Regions from separate parts of the Homo sapiens genome. Here region 2 is linked to region 1. A link is an interaction called in ENCODE POLR2A ChIA-PET data of the cell type or tissue named here. Cell type or tissue: Caco-2. All regions are shown on one strand. Links, peaks and the distances in the headings refer to the core of each region. The heading gives the core; the rest is flanking DNA. Region 1 overlaps SNX30 (sorting nexin family member 30). Region 2 overlaps SLC31A1 (solute carrier family 31 member 1).

Region 1 (16,200 bases), core at 3,670-11,669:
AATGTGCCAGGTCTCCCAGCACACCTGGAGAGGAGGATCTGGTTACAGCAGAAGAGTGAAGGCAACTCAACTGCATCCTCTTACAAAGAGGTGTCAGTCTAATCCCCAACAGAGCCACCTCCCAGAAACACTTCTTCCATTTCCACTTGTTGACAAGTTGGTCGTTCCTCTCTCTGGGGAGAAACTGAAATGAAGCTAGAGTAACCCCTCACTAGAATAAGGATTGTTCTAAAGGAAACCAGAACAGAGCTAACGTCACCGGGCTGAAAACACCTCTTCCTCTTTCACGGAGACTGGCAATGTTCTAGGCAAGGAAAGTCCTCTGCCAGGAAGGATGAGGGCAAGGGCATGAAATGGGGTCCAATAAAGTCTGGACAACTGTGAAACAACCGAAGGTTTGCCCCTGCTCCATGACTTGAACCAGGAAAAAAAAGAATGTCTCAAGCCAGAACAAAAAGTTCACAAAATTGACCACAGAGGGAAAGGGTAAAACTCACCACAAGCCAACATTCACCCATATTTGACCTGAACAGATTTGAAAAACTACCAGAAAAGCACTGTCTCTTTTTTCCCTTTGTCACAGTTTAGCCTTATCTCTTTGGGGTTTTGAGCAGTTATGAAAATGTGGCTGTTATCCCTTCTCAAAAACAGTCATAACTGCTCAACAGGACTATGAGTGAGAGCCCTCACTGGCCCCTTTTTTTGAAGCATGATCAGAGTTTGTTTGGTATCAACCATTATTAACCAAATTAGAAAGAGAGAGGGAAGATTCTTTCTCCCTAATTTGGTCAAATAGCCACCCGGGGAGACTATACTCTTGAAGGCTGGGAGAAGGACCCTTCTGACACAGCAATGCTGCATCCTTCCAAGGCTGGCAGACATACTGACATAAATTCTTTCACACACACGCAAGACAGACTATACACGATTTATACATTTTTTCAACTTAACGTTTTTTTCCATTGTTGCATATAAGTATATACAGGGCTGCCTTATTCCTTTTAATACCACATTTCAAAAACTACCATAGTTTACAAAACCAGCACCCTACTAATAGCCATATAAGCTTTTATCTTTTGCTATTAAAAATAATACTGCAACAGGTATCCTTATACACACAGCATTTAGCACGGGTCCATTTATTGAGTCACCAAATATCTGTATACTCCACCCATACCAGGTTTGGTTCATGCATGGAAATTTAGCAATAAGCAAACCAGATCAGGCCCCTTGCCTTCAAGAAGTTTACAGCACAGTACTGGAGAAAGTAAACCAAGTATGTCTGGTGGTTTAAGTTCTGCGAAGCAAGATTAAAGCCAGGTAAAGGGGGAGAATAACTGGGCAGGGAGGGGTCTGCTACTAGTTTGTTTTTTGTTTGTTTGTTTATTTGTTTGTTTTTGACACAGAGTCTCACTCTGTCACCAGGCTGGAGTGCAGTGGCCCGATCTCGGCTCACTGCAACTTCTGCCTCCTGGGTTCAAGAGATTCTCCTGCCTCAGCCTCCTGAGTAGCTGGGACTACAGGCACGCGCCACCACGCCCAGCTAATTTTTGTATTTTTAGTAGAGATGGGGTTTCACCATGTTGGCCAGGATGGTCTCTATCTCTTGACCTCGTGATCCGCCTGCCTCGGCCTCCCAAAGTGCTGGGATTACAGGCGTGAGCCACCGCGCCCGGCCAGGGGCTGCTACTAGTTTATACAGGGAGGTTGGGGGAGGCCTGAATGAAATAGATGAACAAGCCTGCAGGCTGTCTGGGCCAAAAGGCGTGAGGCAAGGGAGTGGGCAGGGGGAGAGAGAAGTGGACGGAGGCCAGAGAAGCAGCAGAGCCAGATTACCCATGTACTTGGAGCCCATGGAGGATTTGAGGGGAATGTGTGAGAACTGAGAAGTCTCTGGATGGTTTCAAGCAAAAGCAAAAAAGAGGCCAGGCGCGGTGGCTCATACCTGTAATCCCAGCACTTTGGGGGGACGAGGTGGGCAGATCACAAGGTCGGGAGTTCGAGACCAGCCTGGCCAACATGGTGAAACCCCATCTCTACTAAAAATACAAAAAATTAGTCGGGTGTGGTGGCAGGTGCCTGTAATCCCAGCTACTCGGGAGGCTGAGGCAGGAGAATTGCTTGCACCCAGGAAACAGAGGTTGCAGTGAGTCGAAACCGCACCACAACACTCCAGCCTGGCCAACAGAGTGAGACTCCATCTCAAAAATTAATTAATTAATTAATTAAATTTAAAAAGCAAGAGACATGATGCGACTGATGTTTCTTATGTTTTAAATAATCCCTCCGGTTGCTGCCTGGATATATGACTGAAGGTGGGAAGGTGGAAGCAGGAAGACGAGTCAGGCGGCTGGTACAGTAATGCAGGCAAGAGGGGATGACAGCAGTCAGGGTAGCAGCAGTGGAGAGAGTGAGAAGTGATGAGATTCTGGACATGGTATTTCAGAAGCACTTGCTGATGGCTTAGGTATGGGATGAAAAAGGGAAGAGCCGAGGCTAATTCCAAGGCTTATCCTTGGAATTAAGAGTGAGCTAGATAACTAGCTTGACATGCCTGTTGGAGATGCAGGGTTAAACATCAAGAAGGCAGTGGGAGACAGGAATTTGGAATTCAGGAGAGAGGTTTCTGGCCTGGAGTTATCAGTGTGTAGATGTGTGAGGCTGGATGAGATTGCTTAGGGACACCATGCAGATGAAGAGAGGCCATATCAGAATGGAGTCCTACAGCAGTCCAACATTTAGAGCTAGGGAGATGAGACGGAACCAGCCAAGGAGACAGAGGAGGAACAGCCAGTAAGGTACATAAGGAACCAACAGTGAGTGGAATCCCAGAAGCCAAGTGAAGATTCAGCTCTTCCTGTCTGTGCCAGGGTGGTGCCTGGTCCATGCCAAGCTACAGAGATGCCTTAGTTGTGCCCTCAGGATGACTGCATGGACATGGCTGCACCCACAGTAGTGGAGACTCCTGGCATCAAGCTCTTGGGGAAGTGGACACTTTCCTGCAGGATGGCACTGCAGTGATGGAGAAGTGATGCCAAGTGCCAGCCCCACAGCCCAGGATGCTATGCGGCCAAGCACTTCTGCAAGTGAAGGGAGGATCAAAAGACAGAAACGACCTCAATGTAGAGGTCTTGAATGATGTTAACTAGAGGTGGAGAGGAAAGAAAGCCTTCTCCCTTCACATGCTAGTTTATCCGCAGGACAGACACAAACAGAAAAGAACTTGTTGAATCAAAAGAAACATACGTATTTGTAATTTTGATATATGTTGCCAAATTGCCTCCACAGGTGTTTGTACCATTAGCCATATATGAAACTACACCTACTGGGCAAGGCTGAATGAGAAAAGCTGAAAGCATGCTTGTCTGATAGTGAACTTCCTCTGAGTGAATTAGAGAATTCTCCTAAGTCAACTGATCTCAATCTTGGCTGCCCGTTAGAATTATCATGGTGGCTCACGCCTGTAGTCCCAGCACTTTGGGAGGCTGAAGTGGGCGGATCACGAGGTTGGGAGTTCGAGACCAGCCTGGCCAACATGGTGAAACCCATCTCTACTAAAAATACAAAAAAATTAGCCAGCGTGGTGGCAGGTGCCCGTAATCCCAGCTACTTGGGATGCTGAGGCAGGAGAATCACTTGAACCTGGGAGACAGAGGCTGCAGCGAGCCAAGATCGTACCATTGCACTCTAGCCTAAGCGACAAGAGCAAGACCGTCTCAAAAAAAAAAAAAAAAAAAAAAAAAAAAGAAGAAAGAATTATCTAGAGAAACTTTACAAAAAAAAAAAATACTGCTCCCTGGGCCATCCTATTAGATCTAAATTTCTTGAGATAGGGACCAGGCATCAGTATTGTCTAAGAGATCTTTGGAGGATCTGAATGCTTAGCCAAGACTGATAACCTTGTTCTAAGACAGTGTTTCTCAATGTTTAATGTGCATACAAATCACTTAGGGATCATGTCAAAATGCAGATTCTGAATCTCTGTATCTGGAATTAGGTCTGAGAGTCTGCAGTTTCTATGAGCTCTCAGGTGATGTCAATGCCACTCACCTATGAGCCACACATTAAGTAGCGAGGTTCTAAAGCAATAGATGTCGGCTGGAAACATCGAGAGGAGGATGAGCTTAGCACGGGTGGGAAAGCAAGAATTCGCATGACATTCCAGGCAGCTCACGAGGAAAATCACTTGGCAGAGACGTAACTTCCCAGGAGGGCACCAGGGAGGTAAACAGGTACCTGATCACAGAAGGCCAGGCTAAGGACTTGGACCATTACTGCGTAAGCAATGGGGAGTCAATGCAGATCTCCAAAGATGGGAATGATCCATACAAGGCAGCACTTTATGAAGGTGGATTCTGGCTACAGTACTCAGAACAGACTGGATGGGAGAGGAGGGCCTGAATGAATGAAAGCCAGGAAAACCATTTAGATAATCATACATCCAATTAGGATATCAACAACGGAAATGAAGAGCAACATTAAAGAACAGTGGCTGGCCAGACAAAATGGCTCACATCTGTAATCTCAATACTTTGGGAGGCCAGGGTGGGAGGATCGCGTGAGTTCAGGAGTTTGAGACCAGCATGGACAACATAGGGAAACCCTGTCTCTACAAATAAATAAATAAATAAAAAAAATTAGCTGGACATGGTGGCATAAGCCTGTGGTCCCAGCTACTCAGGAGGCTGAGATGGGAGGATCACTTGAGCCTGGGAGGTTGAGGCTGCAGTGAGCCGAGATCGCATCACTGCACTCCAGCCTGGGCGACAGAGTGAGACTCTGTCTCAAAAAAGTAAAAAATAAAATAAAAAGTAACTTAAAATAAAGACCTAAACATCAGACCCAAAACCATAAAACTCCTAGGAAAAAAAACATAGGGGAAAAGCTTCATGACACTGAAGTTGGCAATAGATATGATATCAAAAGCACAGACAGCAAAAGCAAAAACAGGCTAACCTAAAAACTTATGTTTTGTCCGAAGGACACAACCAACAGAGTAAAAAGGCACTTACAGAATGGGAGAAAATGCTTGCAAAACATATATCTGAGAAGGGGCTAATACTAAGAATATATAAACAACTTCAATAACAGTTTTAAAAGACCCAATTTTAAAATGGGCAGGGGACTTGAATGGACACTTCTCCAAAGATGACATATAAATGGCCAATAAGCGTATGAAAATATATTGAACATCAGAAAACTGCAAACCAAAACTGCAATGAGCTATAACCCCACACTTTCTAGAATAACTACTATCAAAAAAAAAAAATAAAATAATTAGTGTTGGCAAAGACATGGAGAAAACAGAAGCCTTGTATACACTGTTGGCAGGATTGTAAAATGGTGCAACTGCTTTGGAAAACAGTATGACGAGTCCTCAAAAAATTAAAAACAGGTTATCACATGATCTGCCAATCCCCTTCTAGGTATATATCCATATCCAAAAGAAGGTCTCAAAGAGATATTTGCATAACCATGTTCATTGCAGCATTGTTCACAATGGCCAAGAGGCAAAAGCAACCTAATGTCCATCAGAAAAATGGGTTAAGAAAATGTGATACATATACACAATGAAATACTATACAGCCTTAAAAAAGATGGAAATCCTGTCACATGCTACAGCATGGATGAGCCTTAAGGATGTTATGCTAAGTGAAATAAGCCAGTCACCAAAAGACAAATATTGACAATTCTATTTACAGGAGGAATCTAAAGTATTCAAAAACAATAGAAACAAAGTGGAAAGGTAGTGACCTAGGGCTGGGGAAGACAGAGAATGGCAGCAGTCATTTAATGGGTATAGAATTTCAGTTTTGCAAGATGAAAAAGTTCTGGAGATCTGTTGCACAACAATGTGAATATACTTAACACTACTCAACTGTATACTTAAAAATGGTTAAGATGATTAAAAACAAGCCAGGGTACTTAACGCCATCGTATTGTACATTCATATCTAAAATTACCATTAACCTCAAATGTCAAAATTATTGTAGAAAAGTCATAAATTGTATTTAATGTCTTTTCTTTGGGAAAAAAAAAAGTACATGTGCTTAGGAAACAACCCAATGTCCATCAATGGATGAATAAACAAAATGTGGTATATCCATAAAATGAAGTATTATTCACCCATAAAAAGGAATGAAGTAACACTGGAGGGGTGGAGGAAAAGGAGAGATACTGGTCAAGAAGTGTGAATTTTCCATGACAGGATGAATAAGTTCTGGAGACCTAATATACGGCATGGTGACTATAATGTATTTTATACTTAAAATCTGCTAAGAAAATAGATCTAGGCTGGGCGTGGTGGCTCACACCCGTAATCCCAGCACTTTGGGAGGCCGAGGCAGGTGGATTACGAGGTCAGGAGATCAAGACCATCCTAGCTAACATGGTGAAACCCCATCTCTACTAAAAATACAAAAATCAGCCAGACATGGTGGCGTGCACCTGTATTCCCAGCTACTCGGGAGGCTGAGGCAGGAGAATCACTTGAACCCAGGAGGCAGAGGTTGCAGTGAGCTGAGATCGCGCCACTGCACTCCAGCCTGGGCAACAGAGTGAGACTCCATCTCAAAAAGAAAAAAAGAAAATAGATCTAAAGTGTTCTCACCACAAAAAGGCAATTATGTGAGGTGATGGATATGTTTAGCTAGCTTAATTGTGGTAATCATTTCACAATATTTAAGTGTATCAAAACATGTTGTACATCTTAAGTCTATACAATTTTTGTCAATCATACTTCAATAAAGCTGGAAAGGGAAAGGAATGAAGTACTGATACATACAACATGGAGGAGGCTTTCAGACACTAGATTAACTGAAAGAAGCCAGGCACGAAAGGCCACACATATTGTATGATTCCATTTATATGAAATGTCCAGAATAGGAAAACTCCAGAGACAGATGGCAGATTAGCAGTTGCCAGGGGCTGGGAATAGGGAAAATGGACAGTGTTTGCTCACAGGTATGGGGTATCTTTTTGAGATGATGAAAATGTTCTGGAATTAGATAGCAGTGACCATTGCATTATCTTGTGAATATATTCAAAACCACTAAAATGTATGCTTTAAAAGGGTGAATTTTATGGTATGTGAAGTATATCACAATTTGTAAAAGGCATACATGCCTTAGAAAATCTATAATTTTTGACCTACTTTTCCTCAAATTCCTGTTCTATTCTTGCCATCATTCAGCCAGTTCCTAAAGCCAGTGACCCTAGAGTCTCTTCCACAGTGATCTTTCACTGTTTGTCCTGCACACCTCACAGCTGCTTCTGAACCCGGTAGCTGGAATTGGGACTTCCTTACTGTTTCAGTCTCCTCCCCAAGCCACTGTTGATTGGCCCAGGTTGAGCTCAGTTGATCAGCCTAAAGGTAGGCACGTGACCCAAGCCAGGTCTCCCTGACCTTTTCCCCTGGGAAGATAGACTCACTCCCTTTCTGGAGGCACAGCTGTGCAATGTGAGGGAGGCGCGCTGCCACAACTCCCCCTGCGTCGATGATGTTAGTCTGAGAGAATAAAGCCGACCCTCAGTAGCATTCAGACCCCTGGTTCCAGCTTACTCCTACGTTAAAGCAAGCCTGTCTATAGGCTCACCTTTTTGCTAAGTTAATGCAAGCTAGATATCTATTATTTGCAAGCAAACCACTAACCAGTACACTCTCTGAATCCAGTGAGCCAAAGCCCTACTGAAACTGCCTCCCCCAACCTCCCACTGCAACAGCCTTCTTCTTGGACTCCTTGCCGCCAGGCTCCACCCACCCAATCCCAGCTAGTTCTTGATCAGTGACTCTAACCCCAAACACGGCCCTGTTCCTCCCCCGCTTAAAACACTTGATTGGAATGAAAAGATTAGCCAGGCACAGTGACACATGCCCACAGTCCAAGCTACTCAGTAGGCTGAGGTAGGAGGATTGCTTAAGCCCTGGAGTTCTAGTAAACTATGATTGTGCCACTGCCCTCCTCCACCCTGGCCAAAAGAGTGAGACCCCATCTCTTTAAAAAACAGCAACAACAACAACGACGACAAACACTTAATTGGTCTCCCAATTACTCAGGTTAAAGTCCTTACTATTTGCCACTACAGACCACAGCCAGGACCCTACCAACCTTTCCAGCCTCATCAATCCCCTTGCTCGCTGTGCGTGCATCACTTGACACTGCTAAGCTTTAGTATGTGCTGGTTCTTCCGCCTGAGTTGCTCTTCCTTCTGTCCATTTGTAAGACATGTATTCCTTCATTCTCCAGCTCAAACATCATCTTCTTTGGAAAAGCCACCATCCTCCAAAGCAAGGTCTCACCCTACTTTATTCCCTATACATAACTTTCATCATCTACATGGACATAGGGCATGGAATGACAAAGGAGACTCGAAAGGGTGGAGGAAATGGAAGAGGGGTGGGTGATGTGAAATTATTGAGTACAATATACATTATTTGGGTGATGGGTACCCTAAAAGCACTGGATTTCACTACACAATCTATCCATGTAACAAAATTACATAGGTACCCCGTAAATTTAAACAAATAATTTTTTTTTTTTTTTTTTTAGTCAGAGTCTCACTCTGTCACCAGGCTGGAGTGCAGTGGCACAATCTTGGCTCACTGCAATCTCCAACTCCCTGGTTCAAGCGATTCTCCTGCCTCAGCCTCCCAAGTAGCTGGGATTACAGGCACGCGCCGCCATGCCCAGCTAATTTTTGTATTTTTAGTAGAGACGTGGTTTCACCATGTTGGCCAGGATGGTCTCGATCTCCTGACCTCGTGATCCACCCTCCTCGGCCTCCCAAAATGCTGGGATTACAGGCATGAGCCACGGCGCCCGGCCTGTCACTCAGGTTTAACAAATAATTCTTTTAAAAAACATAATAACTGGGCCAGGTATAGTGGCTCACATCTATAATCCCAGCACTTTGGGAGGCCGAGGTAGCAGGATCGCTTGAAGCCAGAAGCTCAAGACCAGCCTGGGCAACATAGTGAGACGCCTCTCTCTACACACACACACACCAAAAAAAAAAAAAAAAAAAAAAAAAAAAGTTTAAATAGCAAGGCACACCATACACCACTAGGAGCTAAGACTGGTCAGGAGCTGAGGACTACTCAGGAGGCTGAGGCAGAAGGATCACTTAAGCTCAGGAGGATTTTGAGGCTGTAGGAGCCAAGATTATGCCACTATACTCCAGCCTGGGCAACAGAGCAAGGCCCCATCTCTAAAAAATATATATATACATATATAAACTGTAGCAGATGCTGTCAGTGCCCCACCCATACAACCCCTCACCCTGATCACACTTCAGTGCCCACTGGTCTGACTTCCACCTACCAGCATCTGCATGTCTTGGCCTGACCGCTTCCCCTGGCCACTGAACCTCCTCTGCCCACCCATGGGGCAGGCTAGAAAGCACCTGGTGATTCACGTCCAAACACCCCACCCAAGCAGCCGTCAACCAATGAGTAAAGAGAGCTGCTGTTTGAAGACCCCAGCTTCCTCACCTGGAGTGGGAATAACCGAGGCTCGTGCTCCATGCTGGCTCCCAGCGGCTTCCTCCGTGGGGTAAAGCTCCAGCTCTGCTCAGTGGAAACTGGCTTGGTAACGTCGCCTCTGCTGATTGCCTTCCCTTCCCTGTCTCGCTGCCTTGCTCCTCTAATGCCAGTTCCTTCAGCTCTCAAGCGAACTATGGGCGATTAAATGCTTTCTCAGGGTCTGCTTCTAAGGCAACGACAAGACTTAGCACTGCTGTGGCCTTTACTGTGCCCCAGACACTAAACACCCAGCTAAGCTTCAGAATCCCCCTGTAAGATAATCCCAATTTTAGATAGGGGAAACAGAGGCATTACAAGGTTAAGAAACTTGCCCAAGGCCACAGAGCTAAGTAAATACATGCAGCATTTTTCACATGCTACCGCAACCATCTGTTGATGTGTCTCTCTTCTTCACTGGACCATTAACCTCTCGGGGGAGAGATCTTCTTTATCTTTCTCTACAGCCCCAGCATGTAGCACAGAGCCAGGTATGTAGCATATGCTCACGAGCTATAGGGGTTTTGAAAAGCGCCTGCACTCGGCCACCCAAACACGCTGTGTGCTCTTCCCGCCTCTGTGCCCCTTCTCAAGCAGGAACCCCCAAACACCTTTTCCACTATCCCACTTCCCCCCCACCAACACACACACAAAAATTCACACAAACAACAATTCCTGATCCCTGCGCTGGCTGCCAAAATGAAGAATTCTATGGGGCAAGGCAGACATAAGACAGCATATGAGTCCTCTAATGTCTAGTAAACAAACCCCATTGCTCATACATGCATCAGCGCCTGTTGGCCAGGCTGTTGTTTATGTACTTATTTTACTTTGAGAGGCTCTCATTTATCGTGGAACACCGGCCTTCCTCCCAGTGGCCTTCACTAACACCTGATTTTCAAACTGCGATGACATCCTACCCCCTACTTTATTGTCAATATGCACTTTGTCTAAATTCTGACCTCAAACCTCTCCATCTTCTATTCCAGTCTCTATTTGGATCTACTGGGATTATACATCTATTTAATAAAAAAGAGCTTCCTGGAGGCAGCATTTGTTTGAGCCTTGAAGTTTGAGTAGGCTTGCAACAGTGGCCTTCAGGCATCCTCTGTCCTGAATGCCTGACTTGAAACCGTGTCCACGTCATCTTTACACTTCACTCGCACATGTGCTTCCCGGTCTGCGCCCCCCTCTCAAAGACGGCACCACTGTTCAGCATCAATCTCCTGGACTTTCTAGTCAGTCACCCCCACTACACCAAAATCTGTCATCTTTATATTTTCTAATCTTTCTCTTGTCAGGCAACAAGTCCAACCAAAACCAGGTTAATTCTTCCTATCTTACCTCTTTCACGGCTGGTCTTTCCCCATCCCAAGCCCTGATCACACATCCCCCTGCTCAAAAACCCTCTTGGGGCCGGGAGCAGTGGCTCACACCTGTAATCCTAGCACTCTGGGAGGCCAAGGAGGGTGGATCACCTGAAGTCAGGAGTTTGAGACCAGCCTAGCCAACATGGTGAAACCCCATCTCTACTAAAAATACTAAAATTAGCCTGGCGTGGTGGCATGCACCTGTAATCCCAGCTACTCGGGAGGCTGAGGCAGGAGAATCGCTTGAACACAGGAGACGGAGGTTGCAGTGAGTCAAGGTAACACCACTGCACTCCAGCCTGGATGACAGAGCGAGACTCCGTCTCAAAAACAAACAAACAAACAAACAAAACCACGCCCTCTAGGACTAGCTACTGCTGAAAGAATAAAAGCTAACCTCCACATCACAGCACTCAAAACAGTCTCATTAACCTCCTGACCTGTCTACCCACCTCGTCTCTCACTAATCTCCACCTCTAGACTCTCAAAACCCACTCCCAACGCATGACCCAATTCAGTCCTCCTCCAGCGGCCACAGGTCTTTCCTGTCTCTGCCCTTCACCTTGGGGCTTTTCCCACCCCACATCTGAAAGCCCCCTCCAACTTCACGGACCTGGTGAAAACACAACCTCTGCGACCTCAGCTGATCTGCAGACATACCCCCAGCTAGTGGGGCTGCCAATAGGAATAAACACCCCATTCTCCCTACTCCTCAGGTAAAACCCAATTTTCAAGTCATATTTTAAGGTCACGGTATTGGTAATTTAAGTTTCAAGTGGCAAACCAAATTGAAAACAGTATTAACAAAAGGGAATTTATGACCCCCTATAACCAGGAACCCGTTCTAACTTCAGGCACAGCTGGCACAGTCGGATCCTGAACTCAAATGATCTTGCCCCTCTTCCTCTCCTAGCTCTACTTCCCTCTGGCTTCATTCTTAAGCCAAGCACTCTCTGCATTGAAGGACACGACCATTCACAATCTAGTAGAAAGGCAAGACATTCTTTCCCCCATCATCCATCTCATAAATCTCAGGAAAGACTGCCTGGCTCTGTTAGGGTCACACATCCACCAGGGATGCTATTTTGGCTAATAAAAGATATTGATGTTAGACCAGAATGGGAAGGATGAGGAGACAAGCCAGGGTATTTCTGTCCCAACCTGCTCTCTGCCTCAGATCGTGCCACTGGCAGCGGCTGCCTCCCCTCCAGGGCCCCCTTCCTCTAAGGTCCCAGCTCCTGCTCAATGACCCTGCCACAGGTCTAGTTCTCACAGAAGCTCCTGGGTTCTACTTAACTTCGCCTCTTCCCCTAACCCTCCAGTCCTGAGGGTAACAGCAACTTCCTGCTACTGCTACTCTCTGGGTCAATTTACCACCCATCACCTATGCAACTAACTCCTTGTATTATAGTCTCTCTGTTTGAAATAACTTCACTGGCTTTTATTCCCTGATCAGACCTCAACTAATATAGAAATCGACAAAGCATAGGCCAAAATGTAGAAAGAAATGTGGAGAGTACAATATCAAGGAATAACAACCACCAACACCTCCCATTTCTTAAAGGTTCGCTATATACATCACCCACTACTCTACGAACTCGCTGGGTCTTCCTATCAACCCAGTGACATGGGCACATCTGTTATCCCCTTTTCACAGATGAGAAAACTGAGGCTCAGAGACGTTAAACAACTTGCTGTTACCAAGACTCTAAGTGGTGGGGCTGAGATTCAAATCCAGACAACATGATTCCAGCATGAACAACTTTTTTTTTTTTTTTTGAGATGGAGTCTTGCTCTGTCGCCAGGCTAGAGTGCAGTGGCGCAATCTCAGCTCACTGCAACCTCCACCTCCCCGGTTCAAGCGATTCTCCTGCCTCAGCCTCCCAAGTAGCTGGGACTACAGGTGTGCGCCACCATGCCCAGCTAACTTTTTGTATTTTTAGTAGAGACAGGGTTTCGCCATGTTGGCCAGGATGGTCTTGATCTCTTGACCTTGTGATCTGCCTGCCTCGGCCTCCCAAAGTGCTAGGATTACAAGCGTGAGCCACCATGCCTGGCCCGTGTGCACACCTTAAAACAGGAAGTGGAGGGGAAGCATTTCAAGCAGGAGGTTAACAACAGGATCAAGTGTTACCTACCAAGGGGTCAGGCAAAATAAGGACTATAAAGCATCTACTGGATTTAGCAATAATGAGATCACTGAGGACCCTGAAGAACAGAGTCAGAAACTAGGCAGCAGGAGGCTGAGGAGTATGTCAGAGGTCAGGAAGTGGAAGCAAGGGCCGCAAACCTTCTCTTCAGAAAAGTGTATTGTAAAGAGGAGTCACAAAATAGGGCACAAGACCAGGCACAGTGACTCAGGCCTATAATCCAAGCATTTTGGGAAGTTGAGGCAGGAAGATCACTTGAGGCCAGGAGTTCGAGACCAGCCTGGGCAACAAAGCAAGACCTTATCTCCACCCCCACAAAAAAAAGGCACCAGATGGAGGAGAAAAGAACATCATAGCAGAGCTTCCTTTACTCTTTCTCTCTGTGTGTGCACGTGCGCGCGTGTGTGTGTGTTTAATAGAGACAAGTTCTCACTATATTGCCCGGGCTGGTCTTAAACTCCTGGGCTCAAGCGATTGTGTGTGTATGTGTGTGTGTGTGTGTGTGTTTAACAGAGACAAGGTCTCACTATATTGCCCAGGCTGGTCTCAAACTCCTGGCCTCCAGCAATGTTCCTGCCTTGGCCTCCCAAAGTGCTGAGATTACAGGCAAGAGCCACCACGCCCAGCCACTCTTTCTGTGTTTTAAAAATCAGAGCAACTTGGCCAGGCATGGTGGCTCACAACTGTAACCTCAGCATTTTGAAAGGCTGATGCGGGCAGATCGCTTGAGCTCAGGAGTTCGAGACCAACCTGGCCAACATGGCGAAACCCCGTCTCTACCAAAAACACAAAAATTAGCCAGGCGTCAAGACCAGCCTGGCCAACATGGCGAAACCCCATCTCTACCAAAAACACAAAAATTAGCCAGGCATGGTGATGCGCGTCTGTGGTCCCAGCTACTCAGGAGGCTGAGGCAGGAGAATCTCTTGAGCCCAGGAGGCAGAGGTTGCAGCGAGCCAAGATCGTGCCACTGCACTCCAGTCTGGGTGACAAAGCCAGATACTGTCTCAAAAAAAAAAAGAGAGAGCGCAACTTGAGCATGTTTAAATATTGATGGGAGTGAGCTGGTTGAGAGGGAGTCCAAAGATACAGGGGTAAGTCAGGAGGCCAAACAGAGCAGGGTCTCCAAGAGGATGGGGGGTGGCAGGTGGGTCTACACCCTCAGTCAGCCTTAGACTCTCTCCTTGGAACAAGGGCCAGAAAGAAAACATGGCTATGGAGTCAGATCATTCTGAAATTTGAAGAAGGGAAGTTCCTTTCTGGTGGCTTCCATCTTCTCTAAGGTGGAAGGTGAGGCAATCAGCAGAAGGAAGGGTGGAGTAGAAGGGTAGAGGGTATGAGGAGCAGAGAAAAGTTTCAGATAAGCCACTGTGCAGACGGAGGGTCTGTGGAAAAGAAGGAGTGTCCAGGACCACTGAAGCCCCAGCTGTGGCTGAAACCTGTGAACTTACATTGGCAGCAACCCTTGAGCTTCCTGAGAACCCTGGTTGTAGATGAAAGACATGAACAAATGGAATGATCCAAGCTGGGTATAAAAAGAAGAGAGCAAGGGAACTGAATATAGAGGCAGGAGCAACCACGGAGATGGGCCACAGAATCTAAAGGAGGTAGGGGAATCCAAGAGGTCACAGAACAGAACAGGTATAGTCAGTTGTTAATGACTCAGAGACCTGGAAAGCCAGGACGGGAAAGCAAGACAAAATGATATACGCGGGGAAAAGGGAACTTTTGTACAACGCTGTTAGGAATGTAGATTGGTACAGCCATTATGGAAAACAGTATGGAGGTTTCTAAAGACATTAAAAATAGAACCACCATATGACCCAGCAATCCCTCTTCTGGGCACATACCCAAAGGAACTGAAATCAACACCTCATAAAGATATCTGCACTCCCACATTCACTGCAGCATTATTCACAATAGCCAAGATATAGAAACAACCTAAGCAGGCCTCAATGGACGAACAGATAGAGAAACTGTACTGTGTGTGTACACACAAAACTGAATATTATTCAGCCCCAGAAAAGAATGACATCTTGTCATTTGCCATAACGTGAATGAGCCTGAAGGAAATTATGCTAAGTGCAACAAGCCGGACACAGAAAGAAAAACACTGAGTGATCTCACTTACATATGGAATCTTTAAAAAAATTCAAATATATAGAGAAAGAACACAAAATAGTGGCTACCAAGGGCAGGTGGGAGAGGAAATGGGAAGATGTAGGTAAACGGATACAAAATAGCAGATATGGAGGAGTGTACAAGTCTGGAGATCTAATGTAGAACATGAGGACTAGAGTTATTAATAATAAAATTGTACTGTACTTGACAATCATGCTAAATGAGTCAATTTAGATGCTCTTGCCACAAAAACAAAATGAGTTAACTATGAGATGATGACTGTGTTCATTTGCTCCACTATAGTAAACTTTTACTATCTATGTGTATCCCATAACATCAAGTTGTATACCTTAAATAAACACAATAAAATGTGATAATATCCAGTGGCACTATTTCAGAGCTGGAATGCTTCTAGGTATTACAACGCAGGGTGCGGCCGTGGGAGAGAGCAGATGAACTGTTAAAAAGGTGAAGGAGCCGAGCGCAGTGGCTCACGCCTGTGATCCCAGCACTTTCAGAGGCCGAGGCAGGCGGATCACCTGAGGTCAGGAGTTCGAGACCAGCCTGGCCAATATGGTGAAACCCCGTCTCTACTAAAAATACAAAAATTAGCTGGGCGTGGTGGTGGGCACCTGTAGTCCCAGCTACTCAGGAGGCTGAGGCAGGAAAATCGCTTGAACCCTGGAGGCAGAGGTTACAGTGAGCTGAGATCGCAGTGAGCTGAGATCGTGCCATTGCACCACAGCCTGGGCAACAGGGCAAGACTCCATCCCAAAAAAAAAAAAAAAAAAAAAAAAAAAGGATGATTACAGATAAGGAGGTCAAGAAACTGGTAATTTTGGAGAGTTGGACAGATCAGCCATGTGAATGATTAAAGCCCCGTGGTGAGGACATGATTTCAGAAGACAGTAAGTTGGGGTCTAAAGATTTAATGAATGAGAGTGAGAAGGTGTGAAGTTGGAAAATGACAAAGAAAACAGTATTGGAAGGTCTGTAGTGGATATTTGTTTCCTGCTTGTCTAACATTTCTTGATTTTGCTCT
Region 2 (16,200 bases), core at 2,673-10,672, 470 kb before region 1:
GCCTGGCTAATTGTTTGTATTTTTAGTAGAGATGGGGTTTCACCATGTTAGCCAGGATGGTCTCGATCTCCTGACCTCGTGATCCTCTAGTTTTAAGAGCTCTGAAGAGCCATAGTATATTGTGCCTTTCCTAATAATTCTAACTGGAACTAGGTCTCACAAAATACTCGAAAATGTTTTTATGATATTTTGAATCAGTGCCCATATATCACACTGATAGAATGGTATTGAGAAATGGTAGGAGAAACAGTTGAATCAAAGTATTCTAAAATTCCTTCTCATCTTTATCAACTGCAGATGCTTAATGAGCCCCTCTTGGATGCTACTCTTTCTTGAGTCAGCCAAGGAGAGAAGTCTGGCTCCAAACAATTCGGTCTGCAAAGAGATGGATGAGCCATTTCTTCAGCTATATGTAGATCACCTGAAATTGAAACCTGAGTGTTCTGTCTCTTAATTTGCGGGTCACAGAATCCCACTAAGAATTGGAAGGACCTTAGCAGTCATTGCATGGTGCTCCTCAGTAATACACAAATTCTATAATAACTGTTCAAATACCTCTGGGGACTTGTCAGGCAAGTGTGTTGCTCCCTTCCAGAAATATAAGGAAGCAAAGTTCTCTTTCTAGTCAAGCCAAATACAGAAGATGCCCCATTGGAATCTGAATCTTGCTATTTGACAGTGATGATGCTGATGAACCGGTACTCCAAGCTAAACCAGTATTTGTACTGCAGATACTACTTGCATGTATTTCTCAAGCTATAATTTGCTTCTTAGGCTGCACTCCGAAAAACTAATTTCTGCCTGCAAAAAGAAACCTAAGTATCTTCACCCCCAACTTCTGATATTGATACACTGATTTTTAAGCTCACTATGTGGCATTTAAGTCTGTTACAGACTTATCTTTCCAGCCTTATCTCAATCTACTCCGCTTCACATTCATATGTTCCACTGAAACTGACCTACTCACTTTTCCTCAATAATTTTTTTTTTTTTTTTTTTTGAGACAGAGTCTCGCTCTGTCGCCCTGACTGGAGTACAGTGGCACGATCTCGGCTCACTGCAACTTCCACCTCCTGGGTTCAAGCGATTCTCCTGCCTCAGCCTCCAGAGTAGCTGGGATTACAGCCAAGCGCCACCACACCCAGCTAATTTTTGTATTTTTAGTAGAGATGGGGTTTCACCATGTTGGCCAGGCTGGTCTCAAACTCCTGACCTCAAGTGATTTGCCTGCCTCGGCCTCCCAAAGTGCTAGGATTACAGGTGTGAGCCACCGTGCCTGGCCCCTCAATAAAATTCAGCATTTTGACATTTGTATGCGTTTTCAGGCTTTTGTAATTCCCTGGAATTCCTTTTATTTTTTCCCCTCATTTTCTATATATGTACAAATCCTGCCATTATTTATTCAACATTTATCATGCACAAAAATGTGCCAGAATTAAGGATAAAGCTAAAACATGGACCTTGATCTTTTTGATTTATAATCTAACTCATTCCAGGAGGTTTTTCTTGAATTCCTAAGAAATCTCCCTTTTTTGAATTTCCCTAGCAATCTTCTCTTACAGAAATTGACTTATAGTTTTTAAAATACAAGATAAAAAATGCCATATATACACAGCAAGCTTCTTGAGCGCAAGAAACTTTCTAATTTTTACTTCCTTACAGCATCTGGAAGAATACTTACCAAATATTCATTCATTCAAAAAGTATTTATTAATTCTTACAAAATCCATGTAGGTTTCAATATCTACCTATAAGGAGTCTGATGCAAAAAGACAAGGTACTTGCCTTTGTGGGGCTACTCAAGAGGAAGAAGGCTCTCTCAGTAAAAATGTAAGCAAATAAATATATATAGGTAGGTATAATTATCATTTGTGTAAGTGGTATGAAGGAGGTACAAAAATGAACTGTGGCAGAGAATAACGGTGAAAGAACTAATTTAGATGGAGGACAGGTGGGAAGCGAAAGAGAGGAGCTTTCTTAAAGGAGCTGACTTTAAACAGACTGATAAATTAATTATTGGAGTTTAGTAGAAGGAAAGGTAAGAGCCTTCCTGAGTCGAGAGAAGAAATAAGGGATCAAGGTTAGTATGAACAGAACATACTGAGTGAGCGGAGGAGAGGCTAATGAGGTTGAAGAGGGAAGCATAAAGGATACTCAATTAAGAATGTCTAGGCATGGTGGCTCACGCCTGTAATCCCAACACTTTGGGAGGCCAAGAAGGGTGAATCACTTGAGGTCAGGAGTTCAAGACCAGACTGGCCAACGGGGTGAAACCCCATCTCTACTAAAAATACAAAAGTTAGCTGGGCGTGGTGGCGCATGCCTGTACTCCCAGCTACTCGGGAGGCTGAGGCAGAAGAATCACTTGAACCCAGGAGGCAGAGGTTGCAGTGAGGCCAAGATCACACCACTGCACCGCAGCCTGGGTGACAGAGCGAGACTGTGTCTCAAAAAAAAAATCTTAAAGGTCATTTTAAGGATTCTAAATTTTATTTCCAGGGCAATTGGAAGCTATTTAAAGGTAATATGCAGGCACTCATGTTTCCTGCTTAAGTTCTTCTTTGAGGCAGATTTACAGAAGGAAAAAAATCTTTATAGATTAAATCCTTATGGCTACAGCTGTTTAATTTTCCAGGATCCAGAATGGCATCTGTTAAAACTTTAGGAAGATGAGAAGAATCATCTAATTTCTGGGCATAAAATGGTTTGAGGGGCACAACTTAAGACTATTCTACAAGAATTAGTAAGAAGAATTTATTCCTGGATTTTAAGAGCTTCTAAAAGTCACATGCCACCCTTTGCAGGTGACATTTGATCTTACAGACTATTGTTAAGAGTCTAGGTCTAGGGGTAGGAGTTAAAAAAAAAAAAGTCTGGAGTCAGAAGGTATTCAAATCCCGGCTCTACTAATTTCTAGCTGAGTCTCCTGGTGACATTTCCTGTAAAAGTCCCATGGGTTTTTAGTTTGGCAACAGGTCCTACGCATAGAGATTGCTACAGGGATCGTGTCCAGATTTCAACAGCATTTTGGTCAAATGATTCAAATTTGGTACTTGCTCAATAAAAAATCAATAAATACGATGAAGGTGAACTAGCCTCTGGGAGGGACATGGGCAGCAGACTGTGAGACACACAGCAAGTGTTTAATAGACTACATAATCTATACTATACACCTTCAACAGTGATCTAAACAAACTCGACTTGTCACTCATACCTCATCAAAACATTAGTGATTAATCTAAGACTTGTGAACTCCAGATTTTATTTACTTATTTTTTAATTTAAAAAGGATTCTGAGGCAGAGTCACAGTCTGTCGCCCAGGCTTGAGTGCAGTGTCACGATCTCTGCAACCTCTGCCTCCCAGGTTCAAGCAATTCCTGTGCCTCAGCCTTCCAAGTAGGCGGGATTACAGGCGTGTGCCACCATACCCGGCTACTTTTTGTATTTTTAGTAGAAACAGGGTTTCATCATGTTGGCCAGGCTGGTCTTGAGCTCCTGACCTCAGGTGATCCACCTGCCTCGGCCCCTCAAAGTGCTGGGATTTAAGGTGTGAACCACCGCACCCAGCCTTAAAATCCAGATTTTAATGCCCTGCTTTAGACATAGTGAAAACACACTAGAGTGAGTCAAAGATGTGGATTCTGGTTCCGACTCTATCACTTTGAGTTCTTTTGGGGAAACACCTATCTCAGGGTTTCAACCTCAGTATTAACAACATTTTGGACTGGATAATTCTTTGTTGTCTGAGCTGTCTTGTGTATCACTGGATGTTTAACAGTATCCCTGACCTCTACCGACTCAATGCCAGTAGCATTGCCCCAGTTGTGACAACCAAAAATGTCTCCAGACATTTCTCAATTTGTCCTACCCCCTTGAGAAGCATTTTCATACTCTGAATTTCAATGTCTCATCTGAAACTCATGGAAACATGGAGATAACATCTATTTTGTCCTCCTTCAGGGTTACTATATGATTCAAATAAGATAATGAATGGGGAAAAAGAGGGGAGAAAAGACCATATATGTAAAAGCCTTATTATTACTCTGTGGTAATATTATCATTATGCTCTGTGAGAGCTCAGCAATGAGGTTAATGCATTCATATCTTGTTTACAGAATTCACTATAAGGCTTAGGTAAAGGCTATATGCAGTCTAATATACCCTTTAGGTGGCTATTCAATAAATACTTGTTGATTGATTGATTCTAAGTCTGGGTCCAACAGTAAGTTCATTTACTTTTGCTTTCATGCACGCTTTTTCTGAGAATTGCTGAGCCACAACATTGTAGTATGTTTCCAAACTTAACTCCACTTAAAAGAATAGGCCTAGATTAAACAAGAATAGTTATTCATTTTTCAGATGGAAAACTGAGGTATAAAGGTTAAAAGGCTAGCCAAGGTCACAGGGCAGTTAGTCTAGTGGTCATCATTAGAAGCCTGATTCTGACCTCAAGCCCAGTGTTCTTTTCATTATTCGTAGCATGGTCCTTCTATCCAACTATCTCCTGTCTTTATGTTCCTAGTCTCTCAACATCAAGTAAGCTTTTTTTGCGTTCTAAGGGCAACTCAGAAAAACGGAGGCAAGGAAACAGCTGTAGTTTTGAGAGAGGCTTGGAAAAAAAAAACGTAGACCTATTCCTGTTGAGGCACAATTGGATATTCTCTACATTCCGGGTAAACCAATGTCAAGCTATCCTAGTGCTCTGACAAGTCTATGAAATCCTTGCCCATTAAGTTGTCCAGGAGGAGCTAAATCTAATCGTTACCCCCCTCCAGAGCAGTTGTGTCCTGCAATGCTTTATGCCATGCTTCTGGCATACAGTATGCGCTACAACTGTTATCTGCAGTACTCTTGGCTGCTCTACCTCTAAGTGGCTCTAAGTGGGGTGAAAATGGACTTCCATACAGCCCCAAGCTCTAGGCTACATTTTGGCATTCTGTGAATAATGCATAAAAGCCCCAAATGCCTTTCTACTATTTGTATTTTCAGGGTCAGAAACAGAAATTTTGAGAATAATTCATAAAAATGTCACCATTTATTCTACTCCTTTAAAATATCAGATCATCTCTGATTATCATGGCTTTGTGTGAACTTTCATATGCTGAATGTTGTCACAGTGCTGTCACTCTCAAACACTGACTCAACAGTGTTCTGGATAATTCCCAGGCAAGGGGAATTGGTGGGCTGAAGCCCACCTTAATCTTTATAATGATTACAATTTGAAAAATGTAAGACTAGAAATTTTTGTTCTAGCCCTGGTTTTCTATTACATTAGGTAATTTAGCCTTTCTGGTCATAGCTTCCTGAGTCAAGGAACAGACTAATTCATCTTTAGAGCCTATTTCGGTCTGAAAAGTTTAGGTACATATAAGAATAGTTTCAGTGAGGGCCGGGTGTGGTGGCTCATGCCTGTAATCCCAGCACTTTGGGAGGCCAAGGTGGGCGGATCACGAGGTCAGGAGATTGAAACCATCCTGGCTAACACGGTGAAACCCTGTCTCTACTAAAAATACAAAAATTAGCCGGGCGTGGTGGCAGGCACCTGTAGTCCCAGCTACTCGGGAGGTTGAGGCAGGAGAATGGCGTGAACCCGGGAGGTGGAGCTTGCAGTGAGCCGAGATCGCACCACTGCACTCCAACCTGGGCGACAGAGTGAGACTCCATCTCAAAAAAACAAACAAACAAAAAACAACAAAAAAAGAATAGTTTCAGTGAGAAACAAATGCACACTTGACTTGTCGAAATGCACTCTGAATAATAGGGCTGGGCGCAGTGGCTCACACCTGTAATCCCAGCACTTTGGGAGGCCAAGACGGGCAGATCACTTGAGGCCAGGAGTCTGAGACCAGCCTGGCCAACATGGCAAAACGCTGTCTCTACTAAAAATACAAAAACTAGCCAGGTTTGGTGGCGTGCACCTGTAATTCCAGCAACTCAGGAAGCTGAGGCACGAGAATTGCTTGAACTTGGGAGGCAGAGGTTGCAGTGAGCCGAGATTGCGCCACTGCACGCTAGCCTGGGCGACACAGCAAGACTGTCTCAAAACAAAACAAAACAAAAAAATGAAACGCATTCTGAATAATGATTGATATACTTTAGCCATTCTAACATTTCAGTGGCTTTAACATTGATTAAACACATTCCAGAACATACTGTTCATATTACTTTCCAGAACCAATCTTAAACAATCATCTGCTCTGAGAGGCACCTTGCCAAAGCAGAAACAGCAAGGGCAAGAGCCCACTCTGTTCTCAGAGTCAGGCTGCTCACTGTTGCAGGGCATTGCCGTCTTTTTTCCCCCATAAAGTAAGTATATTTTATTTAATTGTTACCCAGAACAGTAACTATTGCCAGTACTCCAGGAGCTCCCCTCCTGCCTCTCCCAGTCATGCTTCCTCCTCCTCTCCGGGGGGATCTTCTCTCCTGACTTCTAAAATCATACACAGTCTTCTGTGATTTTGAAATTTATATAAATGGAAGCAGAAAGAATGTACTATTGTGTCTGGGTCCTTTGCTCAACATAATTTTTGGGAGGTTCATCCATATTGTGTGTAGCAGCAGTTTGTTATTTTTCATTGCTCTATAGTTTCCTTTGAATCAATATGCAACTTAACTTTTCATTTCTGCTCTTGGCATCTAAACTGTTTTCAGGGTTTTTAATAACACTGCTGTGAACATTTGCAAATACTTTCCCTCCCCAAGATTGGTCACATTCTTCTCAGCACTTATTAGAGTCAGTCTACTTAATTTTAGCCATTCTGGTGGGTATAAATTGAACTTTAATTTGCATCTTCCTAATGACTATTGAAGTGGAAACTTTTTCATACATGTATTGGCTTTTGGATATCCTTTCTTTTGTTAACTATTTGTTCAAGTTTGTGGCTTATTTTTCTGTGAGGTCTTTTTCTTACTGATTTGCAAAGGTTCTTTACATATTCTGGATGAGTCTTCTATCATCACACACATTGCAAATATCTTCTCCCAGTCTGTGGCTTCCCTTTTCATTTCTTTTATTGTGTCTTTAGATGAACGAACAGAAGTTTTTACTGTTAATGTAGTCTATTTATCATGCTTTATTTGTTATCCTAAGGGGCACTGCCATCCTTAAAACTCGTAACAAGTTACAAAAACTTTGTAAGGATAATAAGTACACGTAAAACTGGGATAAAAATCTCACAACAGTATGAATATCAAATGTAAAAATACATATTGAAGAGACTGCCATGTTAATAACATATATAGTAAACAATAAATGTTAATTACTTTCCTAACTCAAGTGCTTCTCAAAGTGTGGTCCAAGGACCACCTGGATCAGAATCATCAGGGAAGTTTGGGTAAAAATAAAAATTATGGACCCTATGCCACACCACTGAATCACCTCTTAGGGAGTAGGGCCTCAAAATTTAGGTGCTTATCAAGTTCCATGGACAATTCTTATGCATGCTAAAGCTTGAGAACCACAGTTCTGAATTACAGAGATGTACAACATAGATACTTAGTACACAGAATCTAAGAACTGGATGTTCAACAAGTGAGAGCTAAAAAAAAAAAAAAAAAAAAAAAAAAAATGATGGCCAGGAGCGGTGGTTCATGCCTGTAATCCCAGCACTTTGGGAGGCTGAGGTGGGTGGATCACTTGAGGTCAGGAGTTTGAGACCAGCCTGGCCAACATGGTGAAACCCCATCTCTACTAAAAATACAAAAATTAGCTGGACGTAGCGGTAGGTGCCTATAATCCCAGCTACTCAGGAACCCGGGAGGCAGAGGTTGCAGTGAGCCAAGATCACGCCACTGTACTCCAGCCTGGGTGACAGAGCAAGACTCAGTCTCAAAAAATAAAAAAAAAAAGTCAAACAAAAAGACAAATATTGCATGTTCTCAGTCATAAGTGGGAGCCAAAAAAGTTGATCCTACGGAGGTAGAGAGTAGAACAGTCACCAGAGGCTGGGAAGGGTGTATATGTGTGTACTCAAGGTGGGGTGAGGGTGGGATTGAAGACAGATGGGTTAACAGAACAAATAGATGCTTAGATAGAAGGAGTAAGTTCTAGTGTTTGACAGCACAGAAGGGTGACTATAGTCAACAACAATACACTGTATATTTCAAAATAATTAGAAGATTTGAAATGTTCCCAATACAAAGAAATGATAAATGCTGAAGGTGATGGATATCCTAAATACCCTGATTTGATCATTATACATTGTGCAATTATTAATTATTGTGCCCATAAATATGTGCAATTATTATGTATCAGTAATAAAGAAAAGAAAGCCAAGATTCAACCAGGAACTAAAATAATGCATTTGTTTATTTTGAAATTCCAAAAAGGTCACAGAGTTAGCCCAGTCTCACATAAAATTTGCACAGACCACCACCTAATAATCAAAGAACTTGGGGGTTAACACTGAATTTAATACCAAATCACTCGTCTTTGGGATTTGAGAGAGGTTTTCTAACGCACTGTGTAAGTAAAATCTCTAAATCCCAGAGGGAGGGGAAATTAAATATTTTTGTAGTTTTATTTTTGTAGACTAGTTGTGAAATACAGGGATTGAACTACCAGAAAGACAGACCTCAAACAGGAAGTACACCGTTTTGCTGAGACTTTTACATTTGTTCCCAGCTGACCTCTCCAGGGTTTGTCAACTGTCTTTCTGAGATTGGGATTCGATCTGAGATCCTGAATAGCCCACCAAAAACAAAAAAACACAAGGAGGAAGCTGTGGGTAGAAAAGATATTTCCCCTTTCTTTATTATGGCAGCTATTCAAATACACAAGGAGATCTACTCATTCTCTAACCGGTAAAACTGTACCTACTGGTTGTGGGCCCTTTGGCAAATTACTTAATATCTTCTTGCCTCAGCTCTAAAATTGGGAAAATAAAACTAACCTATTTCATAGGATTGTTTTAAAGAATTATTAGCAGGAGTTCACTGAGGCCACAGCACAGTGGTTAAGAGGGTAAGTTAGTTTCCTCTAAACTAAGGATGTTTATAGCAACTACCTCTTGACAGTATACACTTAAACACTTACTTAAGCACAGTGTCTAAACACAGGAAGTTCTTGATAAATACTCATTTTTACTTCTCAATCTACTGTTCTCTCTATATATGGTATAAGTGCAATTCCTCAAATCCTTGATTTGTCCACCAACTACCCCATAGCTAACACTTCTTCCTTATGTCTGCTGTTCTTTTTTTTTTGAGACAGAGTTTCACTCTCGTCACCCAGGCTGGAGTGCAGTGGTGCGATCTCGGCTCACTGCAACCTCCACCTCCTGGGTTCAAGTGATTGTCCTGCCTCAGCCTACCAAGTGGCTGGGATTATGGGTGCCCGCCACCACACCTGACTAGTTTTTTTTTTTTTTTTTTAATTTTTAGTAGAGATGGGGTTTCACCATGTTGGCCAGGCTGGTCTCAAACTCCTGACCTCAGGTGATCCACACGCCTTAGCCTCCCAAAGTGCTGAGATTACCAGTGTAAGCCACCGTGCCTGGCCATCTCTGCTGTTCTTGATTTGGGAGCTTGCAGGGGTGTGCAAATGAATCTAACCCATTTAAATTTACCGACAGAGATGGCCTTTATCTATGTTGAATCAGGTGGTCAGTCATTTTTTTCAATTTGATTCCCATCTGTATCACATTTTCTTTGAAATGTTTTAAAGTTTCTGGCTTCTTTCTCCCTGTTTTCTGACTATAAATAATGCTTCTTCATATTCCTATGATAATTTCACTAGGATTTTGGGAAGGAAAAGAGATGAGTTCAAAACGCCATCTTGAAATGGAAATAATGATACATTATACTAGGTTTTTGTCCATCTTTTCTATGTTCCAATTTTGTAAGAGTAGTAGCAATTCTAAGCTATAACATAGAACCATGTATTCTGTGGTATTGCTAAAAACATAACGAAGGAACTGTTTTCAGGGCTACTTTCTAGAAAGTTTGTAAGCTTTTACAAGTTGCCCAAATAATAGGAAGAAGTCCAGTGAGGCACCTAGTTTCAACTACCCAGCAGCAATTTTCCCTGGGAATATGGCATTGAAGAAAACATTTGGAAAGGTAGGACTGCCTAAGTGAGCTGCATGTTAGACCATATAATTCTGTTATCTGTAACTTTACAGGAGTTATAGTCCACATGTGGGCCTGGCTATCGCCTATCCCAGAGTTTATCAGAACTCTTCCACAGAGATACTATGAGTACTTAACGTATGGCCCATAGACAAGTTTTTAAAATCTAAAATAAAAAAAAATCAACACTAATCAAACTCTATCTTCTAAATGTCCAATAAGCTAGAGTTCATATTCATCTAATATTCACTTTGATCTTGATGATTTCATACACATAAAATGGAATTCATGTGAATAAAAAGATACATGTGTATTTTGAATTATACATTCCAATGCTGTTCCTACCAGGTGTGCCTAACTCCACAGCTACCACTAATGCATAACTAAATAAATAATTTCCCCATTTTTTTTTTTTTTGAGACAAGATCATATTCTGTTGTCCCGGCTGGAGTGCAGTAGCATGATTACAGCTCACTGCGGCCTACACCTCCTGGGCTCAAGTGATCCTCCCACCTCAGCCTCCAGAGTAGCTGGGAACATAGGTACATACCATTATGCTCAGCTAATTTTAAAACTTTTTGTAGAGAAGGGGTCTCCCTATGTTGCCCAGGCTGGTCTTGAACTCCAGCCCTTAAGTGATTCTTCTGCCTCAGTCTCCCAAAATGCTCGGATTACAGGTGTAAGCCACCGTACCCGGCCCCCAATTTTTAAGCGCAACACAAAGAATGGCAGCAGGAGCCAGAAAGATAGGTGTGTGTGCGCATTTACTTAAACATAGGCAGACACAGACTCCTCTTCAAGATAATTTACTTGGTCTCTTGTCCTTTCCTGAACCAAATTAAGCATGCAAAGGGATGGCTTGATAGGTGTGTCAAGGCTGAGCAGGGAAAAGGAAGGATATGGCACTTGAGAGGGGAGCAAAGTGAGGTCAGATCACTTTGACATCTACCTCAATTCAACTCAACAAGTATTATGAAGTACCCTCTGCCCCAGAGGCTATAGGGAATTCAGAGATGGAAAGGATGGAGGCTCTGGCTTAAACTTGCTATTGAACAGGGAAAATTTCACAAATGGCTTATTGTACCTAGAAAGAGAATGAGGGAGGTGAGATGGGGAGAAAAGAAAAGTTAGTAGGTTATAGTCAAGAAAGCATGAGGGGCTGATACAATTCTGATCTGCTTTATGGTCCCTAGCTTCCCCAAAAGACTAGTGACTATAGTAAACAATGTTATTGTGGCTATTTCAAAATATCTAGAAGAGAGAATTCTGAATGTTCTTACCATAAAGAAATGATAAATGTTTGAGGTGATGTATACGCTAAACACCATCGTTTGATCATTATGCAATTTATATACGTATTAAAATATCACACTGTACCCCATAAATATGTACAATTATTATGTATTAATTAAAAACAAAACAGGCAGGGTACAGTGGCTCATGCCTATAATCCCAGAACTTTGGGAGGCTGAGGTGGAAGGATCTCTTGAGTCCAGGAGTTCAAGACCAGCCCGGGCAACATAGTGAGGCCTTGTCTCCTCAAAAAATCAAGAAAAGTAGCCAGGCGTGGAGATGCATGCCTGTAGTCTCAGCTATAGGCTGAGGCCATAGGATCTACTTTTGTACTACTTTGGTAGGCTGAGGCAGGAGGATAGCCTGAGCCAGGGAGGTTGAGGCTGCAGTGAGCTGAGATCGCGCCACCGCACTCCAGCCTGGGCGACAGACCAAGACTCTGTCTCTCAAACAAACGAACAAACAAACAAATCCCCAAAAGATTAGTAATTGTTATGGTATCATACACTTTGTAAAGTTATCACACACCTCATAACCATCCAAAAATTTGGGAAGACAGTAAAACACAGACAGAGGCAGATATTTGTTAGGCTCTCTTTGTTTCATCTTTCCATCTTCACTCCCTACATAAATTGTAATAAAGAGCAAATCTTCTGAATCCTCTACTTGGTAAATGCTAGTAAACATAGTTGGGAGACAGTCTCCTTTTGTTCTGAGTTTATAATATTCACCTTGCAAATAGCTTGAATAGTATTATACTGAAAAGCAATAGAAAAATCTACAAGACCATGATGCAGGTGACTTTAGTGAAGTCTGCAATTCAACATAATTTTGGAGAGATTACCTATTCTTGGCTCTTACTTAAGACTTAGTTCTGAATAGTAAGAGATAAAAATTAAGATATTACCAAGAAAATGATACTTTTTCTTTTCCACTAATCATTTTCAGTTAAAGTCTCATAGAAGATCAAAACTAGAACAGTCATCAGTCTGCCCACATTCTTTAACACAGTAATCCCACTTCTAAATATTCATTCTACAGATAAACTGGCACATATGTGAAATGTGTATGTACAAAGTTACTTATAACAGGAGTGTTTGTAATAGCAAAATATTAAAAATACAACCTAAATGTTCATTGATAGGGCACTGATTAAATGAGTTATCATATTTTCATACAATGGAATACTTAGCAGAATAAGAATGAGAACGATCATATATATTGATATAGAATGATCTGTAAGACGTATTATGAAATGAAATAAAAGCAGAATATACTGTATGCTATAATTTGTAAAAAACTTAAAAAGGAAACAGAGTATGTTCATGTTATTTTTATACACCTATACTATCTGCAGGGGAGTTGGGGGGAAACAACAAAGTTGTTGGTTGAGCCTGGGAGGCAAAATAGGACCGTGGTCCCTAAGGAGAGCTGGTCAGAAGTGGGTAGGAGTAAATGAAATACTTTTCACTGAATATCCTTGTGTACTTTTTGAATTACAAACCATATGAATATATTTCCTATTTAAAAAATTAAATTATCAGTCAGGCGCAGTGGATCACGCCTATAATCCCAGCACTTTGGGAGGCCATGGCGGGCGGATCACCTGAGGTCAGGAGTTCAAGACCAGCCTGACCAACATGGAGAAACGCCATCTCTACTAAAAATATAAAATCAGCCGGTCGTGGTGGCACATGCCTGTAATCCCAGATACTAGGGAGGCTAAGGCAGGAGAATCACTTGAACCCAGGAGGCAGAGGTTGCAATGAGCCGAGATCACACTATTGCACTTCAGCCTGGGCAACAAGAGCGAAACTCCAACTCAAAAGAAAAAAAAAAGTATCATCAAATCCAACTCCTTTATTTTACAGATGTGGAAACTGAGGCTTATGTTATTAAATGATGACACTAACATTCTTTAGTTAGGTGAATCCATAACATCTGCTTCTGATAGAAGGCTCCATAACACTAGACTAACCGCTTTCTCCAGCCCCATTTCTCCGGATGGCTTGCTGGGAAGCAGCTAAGCAGGATGGGTTTCTGAGCTTTACATATCCTGTTCTGGTGGCAAATAACATAGAAGCTCCTATTTCTCTTGCCCACTCCCACCCTTCTGTACAAAGAAGATCAAGTGTACAACTACATTCTTCCAAAGGCCTTTACAAAAGCTTTTATTTGCCTGGTTCTAATAGGACAACTCAAATTTGATATGTCAAACAAACAAACTGAAAAGGTCTTTTAGTTATGTAATGATAACAGGGCCTAAGTCCAATGGGGAGTGGATCTCCCAGCTACTTTACTCCATTTCTGTGATACCTTTTGTTGTTGGGTAAGCCACATCCTGGAATAATGTAATCACATGATGCACCCTTTCATGCTCCTCTTACAGGATCCTTTTGTAGCCTTGACGCACTTCCAGTCCGCTAACTGTGCTTTAGTATGATTTATGTGACAATTTCAGTGTTTTCTAGATAGTATCTTAGAGTGGAGAAAGCATGCAGCACGAGGCATCAAAGGCTCTGAGCTCTGGACCCACATTTGCCATATACTAGCCATGTGACATTAGGCAAATCACCAAAATTTGCAAAATTTGCAAAACAGATATTAAAATACCTACGCTGCCAATCTCATAGTATTGTAAGGGTCAAATAAAATATGTTAAATACTTTCCAATTTTAAGGTACAGTAAATATGAAATATAATAGCTTGCTTGCTCATTAGATGACAAAATTAATCTCTGAAAGGAACTAAGTCACACATAAGGCTCACTTTCATGTTTCTTGAAGTATACAGCCTTTCACAGTTTGATTTAAACAAAACTAGCTAGTCAGACAAATATACATTGGCAAAGCATTGCTTTAACTGCTTTATTGTTATAATCAAATGTAGACAATGGTCCTCCTTGTCTAAACTTTGCTTTAGTTATATTACATAGCATTTAAACTGTTTGGATAATAATGTTGTTGGTTTGCCTATGAGTAATATTGGAAATTAATATGGCATAAGACAGAAACTAGAAAACATTTGAACTGTTCCCTTTTTTTTATTCAGTAGGAAAATGCAATTAAATATGTTACACAAGATAAAAGGAACTTGAATGATTTAATGAAAATGCAGTACAAGAATGCAAATGAGGCTGGACATGGTGGCTCATGCCTGTAATCCCAGCACTCTAAGAGGCCAAGGTGGGCAGACTGCTTAAGCTCAGGAGTTTGAGACCAGCCTGGGCAACATGGCAAAGCCCCGACTCTATCAAAAATACAAAAAATTAGCTGGGCGTGGTGGTGCATGCCTGTAGTCCCGGCTACTCGAAAGGCTGAGATGGGAAGATTGCTTGAGCCTGGGAGACAGAGGTTGCAGTGAGCTGAGATTGTGCTCCTGCACTCCAGCCTGGGCAACAAAGCAAGATCCTGTTTCAAGAAAAAATAAAAGAAAAAAGAAAAAAATTGTTCAATATCTCAGATAGAGGCTGTATGGTGTGGCAGTAAAAGTACTGGGCTAGGAACTGAAAGAGGTTCTACATCTGCATTCTAGATCTGGCTCTTAGGTCTCATTTGCTATGCAATTTCAAGGAACTCAGACTATTCTTTCACTATTTATTGCATACCTATCGAATGAAGGTACCATGATGAAACTCTAACCATAAGAAACCCATTCTGGTGAAAGAGGGACACATGTAAATAATTTAAAAATAATGTAAAATGTACTAAGGTATAGATTATGCATAGGGGTTGTGTGAGAACTCATAAAAAGCCATCAGAAAAGGTAGGAGAGAGGATGCGGGTGTATGAGTTACACCATTTCCCTTTCATTTCATAAATTAAATGACTACATTCTAGATGCTGTAAACTGCTTCAAAATTATATAAACACTCATCATAGTTCTACAATAACTCTTCTATCTAGGGAAATATGTCACCTGTTGCTAGAATTTTGCTCTCTTTATATGTTCCCTCCAAATCATTTCTCATATTTACTTTTGAGATTCAGGCTTCCATCTTACCATGCTGTATTTCATAATGTCCTAAGCCTACAAAAGCAGGTTGTATACAAAAGCCTAGGGCCATTGTGTAAAGGAAAAGAGGTAGGGTGGACCCTTCTCAACCCTTTCCTTCTCTGCAGGGCTTTGCATTCCTAAGGATGGGCCCCTCCTCTGCTTGGGGATGTTACCTAAATCATAAAATGATATTACTCAAAGCAATGGAACTTCAAAAGCATTTCCTTCCCAGGCCCTACTATAAGATTTCTTTTGGCATAAACTGTTCATTGTAATGTATTAAGTATCAGACTTTTGATGACTTGTTATACTTAAGTCACAAAACTACAGAAAACTTTTAAGTTTTTAAAATGGATTTAAGAGCTGCATGTGGGAGTACAGGCATCAGGAACCCCCTACCCCTTCCCTCCCTTTTCCCCAGTCAGGCCTGCCCTGTCCACTTTAAAATGCAGTTATTTGGGTGATGCCCTGTTACTAACTTAACTGACAACTGCTAGTTGAAATCAACTTGTCACTGTAAACACTTTGCTTTCTTTATTTCTTTTTTTTTTTTTTTGAGATGGAGTCTCACTCTGTCGCCCAGGTTGGCGCACAGTGGCGTGACCTCAGCTCACTGCAACCTCCGCCTCTCCGGAGCTCAAGCAATTCTCGTGCCTCCGTCTCCTGAGTAGCTGGGACTACAGGTGCCCGCCACCATGCCTGACTAATTTTTGTATTTTCAGCAGACACGGGGTTTCACCATGTTGGCCAGGCTGGTCTCGAACTCCTGACCTCAGGTGATCTGCCTGAGCTGGGATTACAGGCGGGAGCCACCACACCTGGCCGAACACTTTGCTTTTCTA

The links. Peaks named below come from ENCODE experiments on the same cell type or tissue, not always from the same donor. Only the 100,000 strongest peaks of a DNase experiment are listed, where the experiment ranks them.
Region 2: POLR2A ChIA-PET joins it to region 1 with 9 read pairs; 2 of 35 experiments call an interaction of 5 or more read pairs at or near these places.

What each region holds. Positions count from the first base shown.
Region 1 is chr9:112,756,194-112,772,393 of GRCh38, reverse strand. The region is part of intron 1 of SNX30 (sorting nexin family member 30); the gene reads right to left. Among named protein-coding and RNA genes, the nearest start is that of SNX30, 14 kb to the right of the region's middle. RefSeq lists an enhancer at 15,872-16,200. In Caco-2, for the core only: no CTCF peak of the experiment used is centred there; DNase peaks (open chromatin) are centred at 7,343 and 7,773; H3K4me3 peaks cover 464 bases.
Region 2 is chr9:113,225,850-113,242,049 of GRCh38, reverse strand. The region is part of intron 1 of SLC31A1 (solute carrier family 31 member 1); the gene reads right to left. It overlaps LOC107987119 (a long non-coding RNA gene), which reads left to right. Exons shown (of 3, transcript XR_007061737.1): 3 at 298-7,272. Among named protein-coding and RNA genes, the nearest start is that of SLC31A1, 12 kb to the right of the region's middle. In Caco-2, for the core only: no CTCF peak of the experiment used is centred there; no DNase peak of the experiment used is centred there.